Linked DNA regions of Homo sapiens: all the other regions are linked to region 2. Evidence: chromatin contacts called from ENCODE Hi-C or POLR2A ChIA-PET data. All regions are on one chromosome and are shown on one strand. The core of a region is the stretch at or near the end of the contact, and the rest is flanking DNA. Distances in the headings are between cores, read along the strand shown. Region 1 has its middle 8.1 kb from the start of PKP1. Region 2 holds the start of LAD1 (ladinin 1). Region 3 has its middle 12 kb from the start of PHLDA3.

What was found. A loop is a pair of places that touch in the nucleus more often than their neighbours do. ChIA-PET counts read pairs that join two places held with the same protein, here RNA polymerase II (POLR2A). Pooled maps may share reads with other maps.
Region 1: a map of cardiac septum shows a loop between it and region 2 (2.8-fold over the local background). The contact joins the enhancer-like site here to the promoter of LAD1 in region 2. A Hi-C loop is called at or near these places in 1 of 168 maps with a recorded cell type or tissue (cardiac septum). POLR2A ChIA-PET finds 5 or more read pairs at or near these places in 3 of 52 experiments (MCF 10A, PC-3 and common myeloid progenitor, CD34-positive).
Region 3: a loop to region 2 is called in a map of G401, with 6 times the contacts of the local background. The contact joins the enhancer-like site here to the promoter of LAD1 in region 2. A Hi-C loop is called at or near these places in 1 of 168 maps with a recorded cell type or tissue (G401) and 5 of 50 pooled maps. POLR2A ChIA-PET finds 5 or more read pairs at or near these places in 4 of 52 experiments (Caco-2, GM12878, PC-9 and 1 more).

The regions. Positions count from the first base shown.
Region 1 is chr1:201,273,091-201,277,684 of GRCh38, forward strand. No RefSeq gene overlaps it. Among named protein-coding and RNA genes, the nearest start is that of PKP1, 8.1 kb to the right of the region's middle. Within about 2 kb of position 1,686, at least 4 of the 41 ENCODE cell types and tissues checked have a DNase peak (open chromatin) inside an H3K27ac peak, as active enhancers do; they include PC-3, where a contact is called at or near this core.
Region 2 is chr1:201,397,738-201,401,767 of GRCh38, forward strand. LAD1 (ladinin 1) reads right to left here and starts at 1,587. Exons shown (of 10, transcript NM_005558.4): 1 at 1,532-1,587. The coding sequence starts at 1,569. It overlaps LOC101929343 (a long non-coding RNA gene), which reads left to right and starts at 1,754. Exons shown (of 2, transcript XR_241172.3): 1 at 1,754-2,053; 2 at 3,056-4,030. RefSeq lists an enhancer at 1,283-1,945.
Region 3 is chr1:201,478,752-201,483,223 of GRCh38, forward strand. No RefSeq gene overlaps it. Among named protein-coding and RNA genes, the nearest start is that of PHLDA3, 12 kb to the left of the region's middle. RefSeq lists a silencer at 1,767-1,856 and an enhancer at 4,237-4,472. Within about 2 kb of position 1,905, at least 27 of the 41 ENCODE cell types and tissues checked have a DNase peak (open chromatin) inside an H3K27ac peak, as active enhancers do.

The DNA.
Region 1 (4,594 bases), core at 436-2,935, 120 kb before region 2:
ATGCCCAACAGGCCACATGCTGAGAGGGTTTGCTGAGAGACTGACAGCTCATACCACATGACTGGGAGAGTTTCAGGGTTAATGTCGCTATTAACTCCCTAGGACTGCTGCAGAAATTAGCACCAACTTGGTGTCTTAAAACAACAGAAAAGTATTCGCTCACAGTTCTGGAAGCCGGTAGTCCAAAATCAAGGTGTCAGCCTGGTTAGTTTCTTCTGGAGGCTCTGGGCATTCCTTGGCCGTGGCAGTATAACTCCATAAGACTGCCTCTGTCTTCACGTGGCCTTCTCTGTGTCTCCAGTCTCCTTATACCTTTCTCTTGGAAGTACTCCTGCCATTGGATTGGGGACCTGCCCTAAATCCAGGATAATCTCAACTCAAGATCCTTCCCTTAATGCCATCTGCAAAGACCCTTTTCCCAGTACGGTCACAATCACAGGTTTTAGGGGTTAGGACATGGACATATCTTTTTTGGTGGGTGCCATTCATAAGAATCAAGTGTCCCTGAAGACTGCATTTCACAGCAGCTGTCTCCAGCCTGGAAATGTCTTGGGGCACATATGGTGTGGCATGGAGGAAAAGCAGTGGACTCGGAACATAGGAAGCACCTTTGAGGCCCAGCTTTGCTGCTAAGTGGTGGTGACTTTGGACAAGCCACACACCCTCTCTGAGCCTCAGTCCCCTCATCCTTACAATGGGATGATAACAGAATGACCACAATTCTCAAAGAATAGATGGGCAGATCCCAGGAGATAAAGGACCGGAAACTACTTGGTAGACTGTAAAGATCCAGTTATATTTGAAACATTATCATGGCCCTGTGTGCAAAAAGTTGAAAGTAAAGGCAAAATCATCGAAACCAGCAAGGAACCCTCAAAATCCTGACTGTTTTTGGAAGTCAGCATATGATTTTCCTTTGCAGCAGTAAAAACAAAACTATTTTCCATGGACTACAAACTTACCTTCCCAATTTCAGTGGTCTCCAGTATTCAAAGCCTCCTAGAAGGCCCCCAAGTTCTGTCTCAACTATCACATTGCCCACCCTCCCCAACCCCTGGCCCCTGTTACCTCCTGCCTGAGTTCTGGAGCTGAGAGCGGTGAGGCAGGCATCTTTGGCCTAAGCTGGGGGTCAGAGTCACCAGGAGAACACTGAGCTGATGAGCTAACCTCTCTTACCAATCCAATCCCAGTGATCCCTGCTTGACTGATCAGCTTCTAAGACAGTGGAGTGGAATGGGGGAGAGAACCGTGCATGATAGAAGTCACCCAGGGTCTTTCTTGGGCAAAAGGGACTCTCAGAGCAGGCCAGTCAAGGACTAGGAATGGCCAACACAAAGCGTCATCACAAGGCCCATTTGGAAAGCAGGAGGGGGCTCTTCCCAGCTCTCCCAGGCTCTGCCCAGGTTGCTGTGCCCCCTACTCTGCTCCCTTGGCAGCTGCGGTGAACCGTGAAGTGCTGAGTCTGGAGATGGCTAGGATGTCAGAATGTCATGGAACCCCCCAATTCCTTGACGGCTCTTCGTCAAAATGGATCCAGGCCCAGCCCCAACCCCAGCAGGGCCTAAAGTCAAGGCCTGGGGGACAGCCTCTAGTAGGGTGATATGACCTGGAAAGAGTGGAGGGGAGCGGGAACAGAAAGGTGCCGAGAGAGGCATCTGGTCCCAGGAATGTCAGAACAGAATACCTAAGTGGAATGTGGATCGACTGCATAGACATTTGTTGAGCCATTCTCATATTCAGAGCACTGTGGCAGGCCTGCTGCTGAAGCCAAGAGCCCACAGTGCACCTAATCACTTAGCATGATGCACTAAATGGCAAAGGAGGCACAATTCCCTCTAAGAGCTCAAGGAAGGAGGTGTCACCCCCAGCTGGGGACATCTGGGAGGGTTGTTGGGGAGATGAGAGCATTTGATTTGGGCTTCAAAGGGCAGAGCCGTGATGGGATTCAAAGGGGCAGCGATGAAGTCGCAGCTGTGTCTGGCAGAGAGAGCCGCAAGTGACCCGTGGCTCCTGACTCAAGCCTGGTCAGAGGGAGACTCCGACCCTTTGGGAGCAGCCTGAAGCCCAGGGCCTTACTGAACACAGATGGGGCAGGTGCCCGGTCCTTTGCTTGTTATTGGCGATCCTAATAAGAAGGCACCTGGCAGAGGCTTTCCGCAGGAGGCCCCGGCCATAGAAATGGGGTAATGCAGACGGGAGGCTCTGCCACTCAGCAGGTTCCTGGCCTGGCCTGAGGTGCTGGAGCATCTTGGCTCACCATTGGTCGCCGTCCGTGGCCTGGCAGGCTGCCTGCCCAGCAGCTCACAGCAGAAACCCCGGCTAGGGTGCCAGCTGCCCTGGGTGTGGCTGCCCTGTCTGCAGGCAAGGGTGGGTGACTCACGAAATTATCATTGAGGCTATACAGGGCTGGGGTTGGGGCTGGGCCCGTGACTGTGAGACGGAAAGAAAGAGTGAGCACAGGGGCCTACTCGGCGCTCTGCCACACACCCCATGCTGATGCCAGCTCTGCGGCTCCCACGGCCTTTCCCTGTGCTGCTGCTCCACCTCCCAAATACCGGCGATGCCTCCAGCACAGGGCAGCGGGAGCAGCACTTACAGGAACCGCCTCTGGGATGCCTCTCTGGCCTTGACTTCCCTTTTAAGGCTCAAACTTGTCACCAAGCCCCCTCCCCCATCCACCTGCCAAGGAAGGAGGAGGGAACCCCGGTCCCCGTGTGGGGGAAGTAGGACCCAGACACCCAGGACTTTGCAAGACCACATCACCATGCCGCTCTCTACTCAGCTGCCTCTTCTGACAAATGCAGGGGCTCCAAGGGATGGGCTCTGAGGCCCCTTCCACCTCTGCCGTTCTGAAGTCTCCAAGCGTAGTAATGGCAGAGCCACAGTTGCAGACAAAAATGCTGGATGGGGAGTGAATGAGAGGCAGGGGCTATAGGAGAGAGGCTGTGAGTGGGACCCAGAGTGGGGTATGGCCCTGCTCCCAGGGGAAGGAGGAATGCTTGAAGACCCTGAGACTAGGAAGGAAGGGCATGAGCTGGGAATTTGGCCCTGGAAAATATGTCAAAAGGGGAGAGTGTGGGAGAGAGGGCAGTTCGATAGGAGGCTAGGCGGTGCTGCCAGAGGAAGGAAGAAGTCCTGCATCTTTATTAGGCACCTACAGTATATCAAACACTGTGTTGGGCATTTTATGTATAATACCCATTTATGGTCATAAGGCTCCTGTGAGATGGTTGTTACTAATCTAATGTTACAGTTGAGGAAAATGAGATACAGACAGGCTAGAGCATTTCAGATCACCCAGCTAGCAGTGGCAAAGCTGGGGTGCACCGCTTGGTCTATTGACTCCAAAGCCCCTGTTGTTTCTTTTGTTTTGTTTTGTTTTTGAGACAGAGTCTTCCTCTGTCACCAGGCTAGAGTGCAGTGAAGCAATCTCGGCTCACTGCAACCTCTGCCTCCCAGGTTCAAGTGATTCTCCTGCCTCAGCCTCCTGAGTAGCTGGGCTTACAGGCATGCACCACCACACCCAGCTAATTTTTGTATTTTTTTTTTTTTTGTAGACGGGGTTTCACCATGTTGGCGAGGATGGTCTCGATCTCCTGACCTCGTGATCCACCTGCCTCAGCCTCCCAAAGTGCTGGGATTACAGGCGTGAGCCACCAAACCCAGCCCGAAGCCCCTGTTCTTATTTTCCCAGTCTGTCCCATTGGGCACACTTTGGAGTCTATGTGAAATGGCTTTTGGTCCCAGAGAGAGCTGGGGGCTGAGCAGGATCCTGAGGCTGTGGCCAAGGCCTGGGGCCCTCGTCCTTCCAGGGGGCCACAGAACAGCACTGCTGGCCAAGGGGAGAGGGTGGATAGAGAGGCAGGCCCCCGGCAGGCCAGTGTTGGGAGACAGAACTAGAATTTGGGTTGGCAGAGGGGCGGGACCCAGAGCAAATCTAGTGCTGACAGCAGCCAGTCGGCACTGGGCTGGGTCTTTGCTGTTATTCATCACCTCCACCCCACCCACCCCACCCAGAGAGACCAGAAAGGCAGCTCTGAGAGCGTTCTGGTGTGTGGAGGAGCCCTAGGTGCACACCTTGGCCTTGCCCCTTAGCTGGCCTAGCCCAGCACGCCTTAGACTCATCCAAACCCTCCTTTCTGGGCCTCTGTAACCAGCCTCTTTGCTGTCTCTCTCCTCCCACTGCCAGCATGTACCCCTCAGCTCCTTCCAGAGCAGAGCTGGGTTAGTGTGAATGGGCACAGGCCAGCCTTTTCACCCCTGCCTTCATGGATAGGAGACTCATGGTCACATGCCCTGATTCTCTCACTGGGGTGCTTGCCAAAGGGCTGGGAGAGAGGCCCCTACTGTTCCCGCCCCTGCCCCAGTAGCCCCCATTTCCCTGTCCATGGCTGGGAGCCTCTCTGTGCACTGTCTGCACCTTCCAAGTGTAATGGCTTGCAGTCTGGTACCTGCAGTGGCATATATCACACCAGGAGTCAGGCTGGGAGTCTGGTGCAATCTTGCCCTGGTACCCTGAGGGCGGTGAGGGTCTAGGATTCTGGAAGGAGTCATCACAGGGTTTCTATGAGGCATTGTTTGTCCAGATCCTTGT
Region 2 (4,030 bases), core at 337-2,836:
ACATAAGAACCAGCTCCCCACACAGATGTGTCATCTCTTCATAGGCCATAAACACACTTGTCCACAAGTATGCCACACACACACACACACATAAGCATACATTCATAGGCACAGGTAGGCCCACATCTAGAAGCAAAGACACTCCCACATCAACCCCCAGGCACACTGACCCACATGCAAAGTCCAAGACCTTGACTCCTCAGCCGCACCCTCAGCATAGACCTTCCTCTATAGCAGCCTGGGTTTCTTTTCCAGAGCACTGAGTTCCCTCCATTCGTGGGGCTTACCTTTTCCCCTCTCTAGAGCCCATGGGCTGCCCACAGTGCTTCAGAGCACTGTGAGGTCTTGAGGGTCTGGGGAGGTGGCCCCCCAGTCCCAGGCGATGAGCTGCTATGGAGAGGCTAAGCCTGAGACAATGAGGTAGTTCTGGAGCCCTTATTAAGGGAGGGCAGGAGCGGGGTAGAGGACATACTAGAGCACTGGAAAAACCTGTGAAAGATGCCTTGCTGGGGAAAGCCTACAGGACCCAAATGGCTGGAGGGTCTGCACCTGGCAGAGATAGCCCTGGCTCAGGAAAGGCCAAGACCCAAATGCCCACCTGGGAGGAGCTAAGAGGCTAATATCTACCTGGCTAGAAAGGGATCAAAAGAGCAGGCTCCAGCTCTGGGCTACCGCAGGAGCCTCAGTTTCCTTAGGGACAAGATGGGGGACGGGGGCGCCCAGTGGAGGAATGAGGTGAAAATGCTCACAGGGGGCCTTCTTGGCAGAGGTGCAGGGTCGCTCCAAGAGAAGTCGCTAGAGGTCACCAATCTCCATGAGGGGTGCTGCCTTCTGAACACCCGCCTTCCCCAGGCCTCTCGGACCCTGATGGGATGTCCAGCAGGCAGGGGTAGGATGCCTCATCCCCGACCCTTTAGGAGACCAGTGTACAAGTAAAGATTGCAGCAGCACAGATGGGGATGGCAACTATCTTAAGGTTCCCAGCCCAGATGCCACCCCAAAATGCCATGCTGAGATTCTGAGCGTCCTTAGTGGGAGACGGGTCTGCTTCCCTCCAGTCCTCTTCACTGACCCCTCCAAGACGGCTCTCCCTGCTCCCCCTCCCAAGAGGGGCTGTGGGACACCTCCCAGGGGTCCTCTCCGCCAGAGACACACGGGGGCAGTGAGAGAGGCTTCTCTCAGGAATGAGGCTTGGAGGTTACTCCTGAACACCTCCACAATCCCCCAAAACGTTCCTTCCTGCTTCCACCTTCCACAGGGGGGGCCATATCCCAGCGGGCGTCCAGACTGAGGACCAGCCTTCCCCTAAGCACCCTGTGTGGGGCCTCAGGCCCCGAGGGGAGAAGACCCACCCTGTAACCTCAGGGGTCCCGAGTTTGGCCCCAATCCTGTCTCCCGCGAGTCGCAGCAAGACCAGGATCCAGCCTCAGTGTCAGGGTCCCAGGCGGGGAGGAGGCCGGTGCCCCGAGGAGAGGAGACCCAAAGGCTCCCCGCCGACCCCCCGCCCCTCCCGGCTCCCTCCGGCGCTCACCTGGACAGCGCGGACCAGTCCTTCCTGCTGACAGCCATGCTGCAGGAGCCCCGCGTGGCCGCCCGCGCCCCGCCGGCCGCCGCCTCACCTGGCGCCCCTCCCCTTCCAGCCCAGGTGGGATCACATGGCCGCTTATCTCACCCCCGCGCGCCCCGGCCGCGCTCCGATTTGCCGACCCGGGAATGGCCTCTGGGATGTGGGCGTCCCAGACAAAGCCGCATTGATTGCAGCCCAGGCCGGCCCGGCCGCGAGGCCGCAAGCACTGGGTGGACCGTCGGACGGATCGCGGGACCGAACGACGGACGCCCGGGGCCGGCGTGGGGCTGGTCGGCTGCCCGGGGCGAGGGCGGGAGACTTCCTGCTCAGAACCAGTCCGACCAGCTTGGCGCTGGGACGCCTCCCCGCGCTGTGCCGCGGCCCGGGGTGCCGAGGAGCTGGGCTGGGGGCGGGGACCCCTGCCGGGAACCCGACTTAGCCCGGAGACGCTCAAGAGCAAGAAGCCGAGCGGAAAAGTTAGCGCAGGTACTGTGATCTCGGGTCTAGAGCGCCCGCGCCTTCGGGGCCCCTTCGCAGGGAGCGCCCTCCCCACTCCCTGGCTTCGGAACCCACCCGGGCCCACCGTCCCAGTAGGCCTCGCTGAGATGAATGAGGCATTGCTTTCTGAGCTGCACACAAAACATGCCCCTGGTAGACCCAGCCCCACCCAAAGGGAGAATCTTAGACTCAATTCAGCAAACATTTGTGAAAGCACAAATATGTCAAAGGCACTGTCCTTGCTCCCTGATACTGGACTTTGGGCTAGAGTGGCAGGGTGTATAATAAGGGCAGAGGAAGCTCAGTTTTTCTTCCCCAAGGAAAGATTAAACACAGATATCTAGGACTCGAATTTTGGAGCACCGTGAGACAGCTCAGGCACCCCTGACACCACCTGGCTCCCTTTAGGTGCCCATCTGGGCTGGTGCGGGGCCAGGTGCTTTCTATCCAGGAACCAGCCTCAGGTGGGCTTGGGCTAAGAGAGGGTCAGGCGTTGAGCATGGGGAATCTTATCTTCCCTGATGGATCTGAACTGCAGGGTCAGCGCACAGTTGCTGTTCCTGCCCTGAGAGGAAGGAGGCACAGCCCCAGCGCCAGGATGAGAATATCAAAAGGGAGCCTGAGCCAGAGCCAGAACTGCCCTCATGCTCCTGGGCCTCGCTGCCCAGCCTCAGCCTCTCTTTGGTGCTCATGTCAGGCCTTCCAGCTCTGAGATCTCACGGCAAAGGGCAAGCTAGCTGCCGGGCAGAAGCCTGGAAACACAGACACAGCCAGCCTGTTGAGATTCCCCCTCCCGAAGTACCCCCTCCTCCAGGGAGCCTTCCTTCTTGGCAAGGGTGGGACGAGGTCCAGGACATGAGAACTGGACTGGTAACTTGCACACTTGAGCTCTGATTCTGACATTTGTGAACTGTGTGACTTGGGACAAACTCCTTCAGTTTCCTTATCTGTGGAGTGGATGTTACGATACCTTGCTCTGCTTCCTTCCAGGTTGTGGAAATCATATGAGTTCCCTGCTAGTGACATTGGAGTGCACAGATGAATATCGACAAGGCTCCAGGGAGTTCTGAACAGAGGCCAAGGCAGGCCCTGGAGCTGTATGCTGCTTACAGGAAAAGAGAAAGAGGGGACCCCAATAGTCTAGGTCCCTGGATCCTCTGACCCGGGGCCTGACACTGTCAGGGAAGCTGCTGTCTCCCTAGGGACCTACTGAATGTTCTTCCCATGGCTGGTCAGTGCTGACACCTCAACACAGGAAGAGAAATACTCCTATGAAGTCATCTGAAGCCTGGTCATGCCAGGGACACTTCACGAAGGCAGGAACAGTCCTGTTTCTAAAAGCCCAAAATCTAACAGCCTCTCTACAGATATAAAAGCCCAAAGACATGGAAAGTTTGTATGCAGACAACCCTAGAAGTAAGGAAAAGTGAATGACATATATGTCAATGCCCAGAAAGTTCCTTGAGATCAGACACTGTACATTTATGGGATACTTTCTAAGTGCCAGCTACTGTACTTGGTGCTGGATCAGTGCATCCATTTCCCGGGGCTCCCGTGATGAAGTGCCACAAACTGGATGGCTTTAAACAACAGAAGTTTACTCTCTCACAGTTCTGAAGGTTAGAAGTCTGCCATGAAGATGTGAGCACAGCCAGCCTCTCTCCAAAGGCTCCAGAGGAGAATCCTTCCTTGCTTCTTCCCAGAGCTCCTTGGCATACAGCTGCATTACTCCAAGATTTGCCTCTCTTGTCACACAGCATTCTGCCTGTGTCTCTTGTTTGTGTTCAAGTATCCCTCCACCCTAATTTAGTATGACCTCATTTTAGCTTGATTATGCCTGCAAATACCCTATTTCCAAATGAGGTCACATTCACAGGTACCAGAAGTTATGAATTGAACACATCTTTTTTGGGATGTGTTCTACCCATTATAATTCATTCTACCCACTATAATCACAAGTGGCTT
Region 3 (4,472 bases), core at 655-3,154, 81 kb after region 2:
AAACTCCATCTCAAAAAATAAAAAATAAAAAATAAAAAAAAAGAAGTCTGCTCAGAAGTGACACTTCTGGTCTCAATTAGAGGCCACAGCAAGCCACATCACCACATCAAAATTCAAGGGAAGAGGCCAAATGTAACCCTTAAATGTAAACGTAGATATTACTGTGTGTCCAGGAATATCTGTGAACATCTCTTAAAGGACTAGACAGTGTGATTGCCATGGGACTGCTGGGTACCCAGAAGGCAGAGCCACAGAGATACCTCTTCACTCCTCCAGCAGGGAGCAACAATCCCCCTTGGCCTGGGACCAAGACCTTGAACTCTCTTGAAGAGTCAGGTTGAGGTCAACAGAGTGGAAATGTAGAAGGTTCAGGAGCAGGTGCTTCTGAAAAGGAACTAAGGGCTTGTCCAGGCATGGAAAATGCCCACTAAAGGCTTTATTCACGATAATCTGCTTCCTGAATTTTCATGGCCTTTAGGGTGAGTCTTTCTAGGCCCATAAACTCAGGACATCAGAGTTGGGTGGATCCCCTGAAGCTTGGCTGTTCAAGTGTGGTCCCAGGATCAGCAACATCAGCACCACCTACCCCTGGGAGCTTGTGAGAGATGTCCAATTTCAGGCCCCACCCAAAACTAGAATCTGCATTTTAACAAGATCCCCAGGAGATTCATATGCACATTAAAGCTTGAGAAGCATTTCCTCAGAACTAATTTAGGCCAACGTCTTCACTTCGCAAATGAGGAGCCGACACCCAGAGGGGAGGAGGCAGGCCCAAAGTCACAGAGCTGGTTCCAATCCTGGCTCCACCACTTGCCAGGGACTTGAGTAAGTCTCTAAAATTCACTGAATCTCGGTTTCCTCTTATATAATAAAGGGATAATATAATTACCTCCTAGTGCTTATATGAGGATCAAATAAGAAAACATCTAGACCAGTGCCAGGCACATAGTATGTGCTCAATAACTGTTAGCTATTGCTATGGTCCTAACTCACCATTCCAGCACCAGGCCTCATACTCCCAGTACATAATTGTCTCCTCTTAAGGCAAGGATGTTAGGTATAGCACTGCAGCGATGGGACCTGGACCCAGCTGCCTGCATTTATATCCTGCTCAATTTGACCTTGAGAGGGTTGCTGAATTGTTCTTTGGTTCTTGGCTTCAGTTTGATCAGTTATAAGTGGGTAAAATGACAGCACCTACTTCATAGGGCTATTGTGAGAATTAAATGAGTTAATGCATTTAAGGTCTTCAAACAGTCTATAGCATATATTAAGCACACGAGATGGATGAGTAATGTGACAATTAAGTGAGTTAATACATTAAAGGTCTTCAAACAGTCTATAGCATATAGTAAGCACACAAGTTGGATGAATAATAATGTTTCCAAAATGTCCAAAAGAAGACTAGGTTGGAGGAAGTTGCACCCTAGAAAGGCAGGGGACAGGCGTTTCTCAGGGGGAGCTGCCTCTGTTTTTTCCCTTTGACCTATTGCAAGTCCCCAGTCTGTTTCTCTGGCCACTGGACGGCCCCCAACCCCTGGCTGTGTTTTTCCTCCTCCACTGGACTCACTGGGCTCCCTGGTGCCTCCATCAGGAAGCGCTGAAAGGCCAGGGGATCTCTGGTGGGGAGGGGCGGACTCAGGCAGCCGACAGCTGTCTTCAAATCTCTGAAGCGCTGTCATGCAGGAGAGGGATTAGACCTGTTCTGGATGACTCTAGGGGACAGAAATAGGAAGTTCCAGGAAGTCCTCTCTAATCATTAGAACCGTTCAGAGGCAGCCCCAGCTGCGGGGCGGGGCGGGGCGGGGCGGGGCGGGGCGGGGCGCGGAGCTGTTGGCAGCTAAGTGGTTGAGGTTGAGCGGCCGGGTGGAGGCCGGCACCTACTAGGAGGCTGGGCTGGTCCGCAGGTTCTCAAGCCCGGCTGAGCCCGGGCAAGCGTCAGAGAATCACCAGAGCAGCTTGTCGAATACAGATTCCCAGGCCCCACCCAGGCCAACCGAATCAGAATCTCTAGGGGTGGGGCTGGGAATCCATTTTTAAAGGCTTCCCCAATGATTCTCAGAATAAAGGTTGGGCTTGGAGGCGGGGCCGGGGCTGGGCGTGGCACGGAGGCGAGGCGCGGGGAGGGCCGGACCTTCCAGTTGTTAATCCCTGTGTTCCTCACTCCGCCACACTCACCTCCACTGATCTAAGTCGGGGGATCGTTCCTCGCTGGGTGCCCCCCTCACTTGATCTTAGCCAAAAGGTCGAGAAGCGATTGGGAGCCCCTCTCGAATAATTTCTGTGGCCCTTGATTCAGGGATCACTCCCACACTTAATAGCAGCTCTAACGCCCCCCAACCCCCGCTACCCAAGATCTCTATCCTCACCCTCCAGTCGGCCTCGTGGTCTTCCTGTCCCTCCCCAGCCTCTCAGGTGACCCGGACAATTTGCTAAGGCTCTTGGAGAAGGGCAGCCCGAGGAGGCTGGGCCTGCCGCCCATCGGGAGCGGCAGCTATTTTCCATCACATCCTAAAAAGCCCAGGGCTCTACCGCTCCTGCAGCTGGGCATAGCTCCCACCAAACACATTCTCCCGAGGTCGCCCTGGACGCCTTGCTCGGAGATGACAGAAACGAGAAAAGAAATACCTAAGTGGACATAAAGACCTAGCTCACCCTGGCCGGGTGCGGTGGCTCATGCCTGTAATCCCAGCACTTTGGGAGGCCGAGGTGGGCAGATCACCTGAGGTCGGGAGTTCTAGGCCAACTAGCTTGACCAACATGGAGAAACCCCGTCTCTACCAAAAAAATACAAAAATTAGCCGGGCGGGGTGGCTTATGCCTGTAATCCCAGCCACTCAGAGGCTGAGCCAGGAGAATCGCTTGAACCCGGGAGGCGGAGGTTGCGTTGAGCCGAGATCGCACCATTGCACTCCAGCGTGGGCAACAAGAGGAAAACTCTGTCTCAAAAAAAAGAGTCCTTGCTCACTCTTTGGTGAGGGTTTGGTATTCCACAGGGCCCCGAAGCGCGACAGCCCTCCAAGGAGAAGTGAGCGTCGGGGATTAGACGCGTGCGCTGTCTTGCGCAGGAGCTGAGTCCTCAGGGTCCACAGAGAGAGGAGGAGGGCGTGGGGTGCGCGGAAACGCAGCGCCTGCCTTTTGCCCTGACCCCACAGCACCACCTGGTGTCTCCCGGGACGGCGCAAGCGCCGCGCTTGCAGATGCTGGGCCCCCTCCCCGTCAGCCGACCCTCCTTCCCCAAGTGCCTCCCCTGCCTGGTGTTCCTCCTTCCTTGATGCGCCCCTCTGGCTGGCCCTTCACCGTCCAGTGAGTGCTTCCTGGCCTGGCCGCAGCTGGCTTACAGCCTACTGCCTTTACCCAGGTCTTATTCCCAGGAGGTGCGTCAGGGCCCCTTGCCCACCGTGGGGCTGCACTGAAAAACAGTGGCCCGGGAGCAAGACAGCTAGTGGTGCAAGGCACAGGACGGTCGCCGACAGGCCCTCCCGATCAGCCAGCAGAGGGCAGCCTCTCTCCAGCTTTGGGCCCCAAAGGCTCCCATCCGGGCCACTCCTGTAGGCCCCTCCCAGACAGAAGGGTCCACCTGGGTGTGTGGAACCAGCCGTCCTCCTGGCTGCGGAAACTTGTCCGGAGCACCTTTCGTGGGCCACCCCCTGTGCTGGAGCCAGAGGGGTTACCAAGATGGAGCCCTTGACCCCGATTGCAGAACTCCCAGCCAGAGCCCACCCTGGGCTGGCATTCCCTGAACTCCTCCAGCTCTTCTCCCGGTCATCTTGTACTTTTCTATTGCTCTGCACCATTGATGGGTGTTATGCATGCATAGGTGCCTTTCTCAGAGTCCAGGAGGGGCCTCTGTCAAGGCCACTGTTGGAGCTGGTCATCTGGGAAATAGGTACACGAGGCCTTGTTGTTATTAAAGCATCTGCTTTTGTTTTGAAAACTTAGTGTGGGCACATTTTCGAGAAGGGCTGAAGCAAAGCAGCACAGCCCCAACGCATCAGGCAGGTATGCCTAAGATGAAGGATGCCGCAACCCCTCACATGAACCTATTTCCAAAAAAAAATGTGGCCTTCCACGGACTTGCTGTGGGGGCCCTAACAGCACAGCAGGCTGAGCCAGGCCCCTCCACCACACCCCTCCTAGGTAGAAGTGAGCTTTCTAGATTTGACGTGAAAGTTCCTCTGGTTGAGTTTCCCTCTTAGGCTGGGGCTTTCCGAGCTGGGAGAAGTTCTGAGCACAGTTTTGGGGCCTAGCTGAGCCCCTCCAAGTCCAAAGTCCATGCAATTCCCAGGCCCAGATTTGGGGGTGGAGACCAGACAGGACAAGCCAGTGGTGTTTGGCTGGTCGGGTCACTTCAGACAGTGTGGTTCAGTTGGCATTGATACTGAGAAGTAATTGGTCCTTAGAAAAAGCAGGAACGAATCCACTTTGATTCATTTCCACCAGGCTGCCTGCTTTTTTTTTGAGACAGAGTT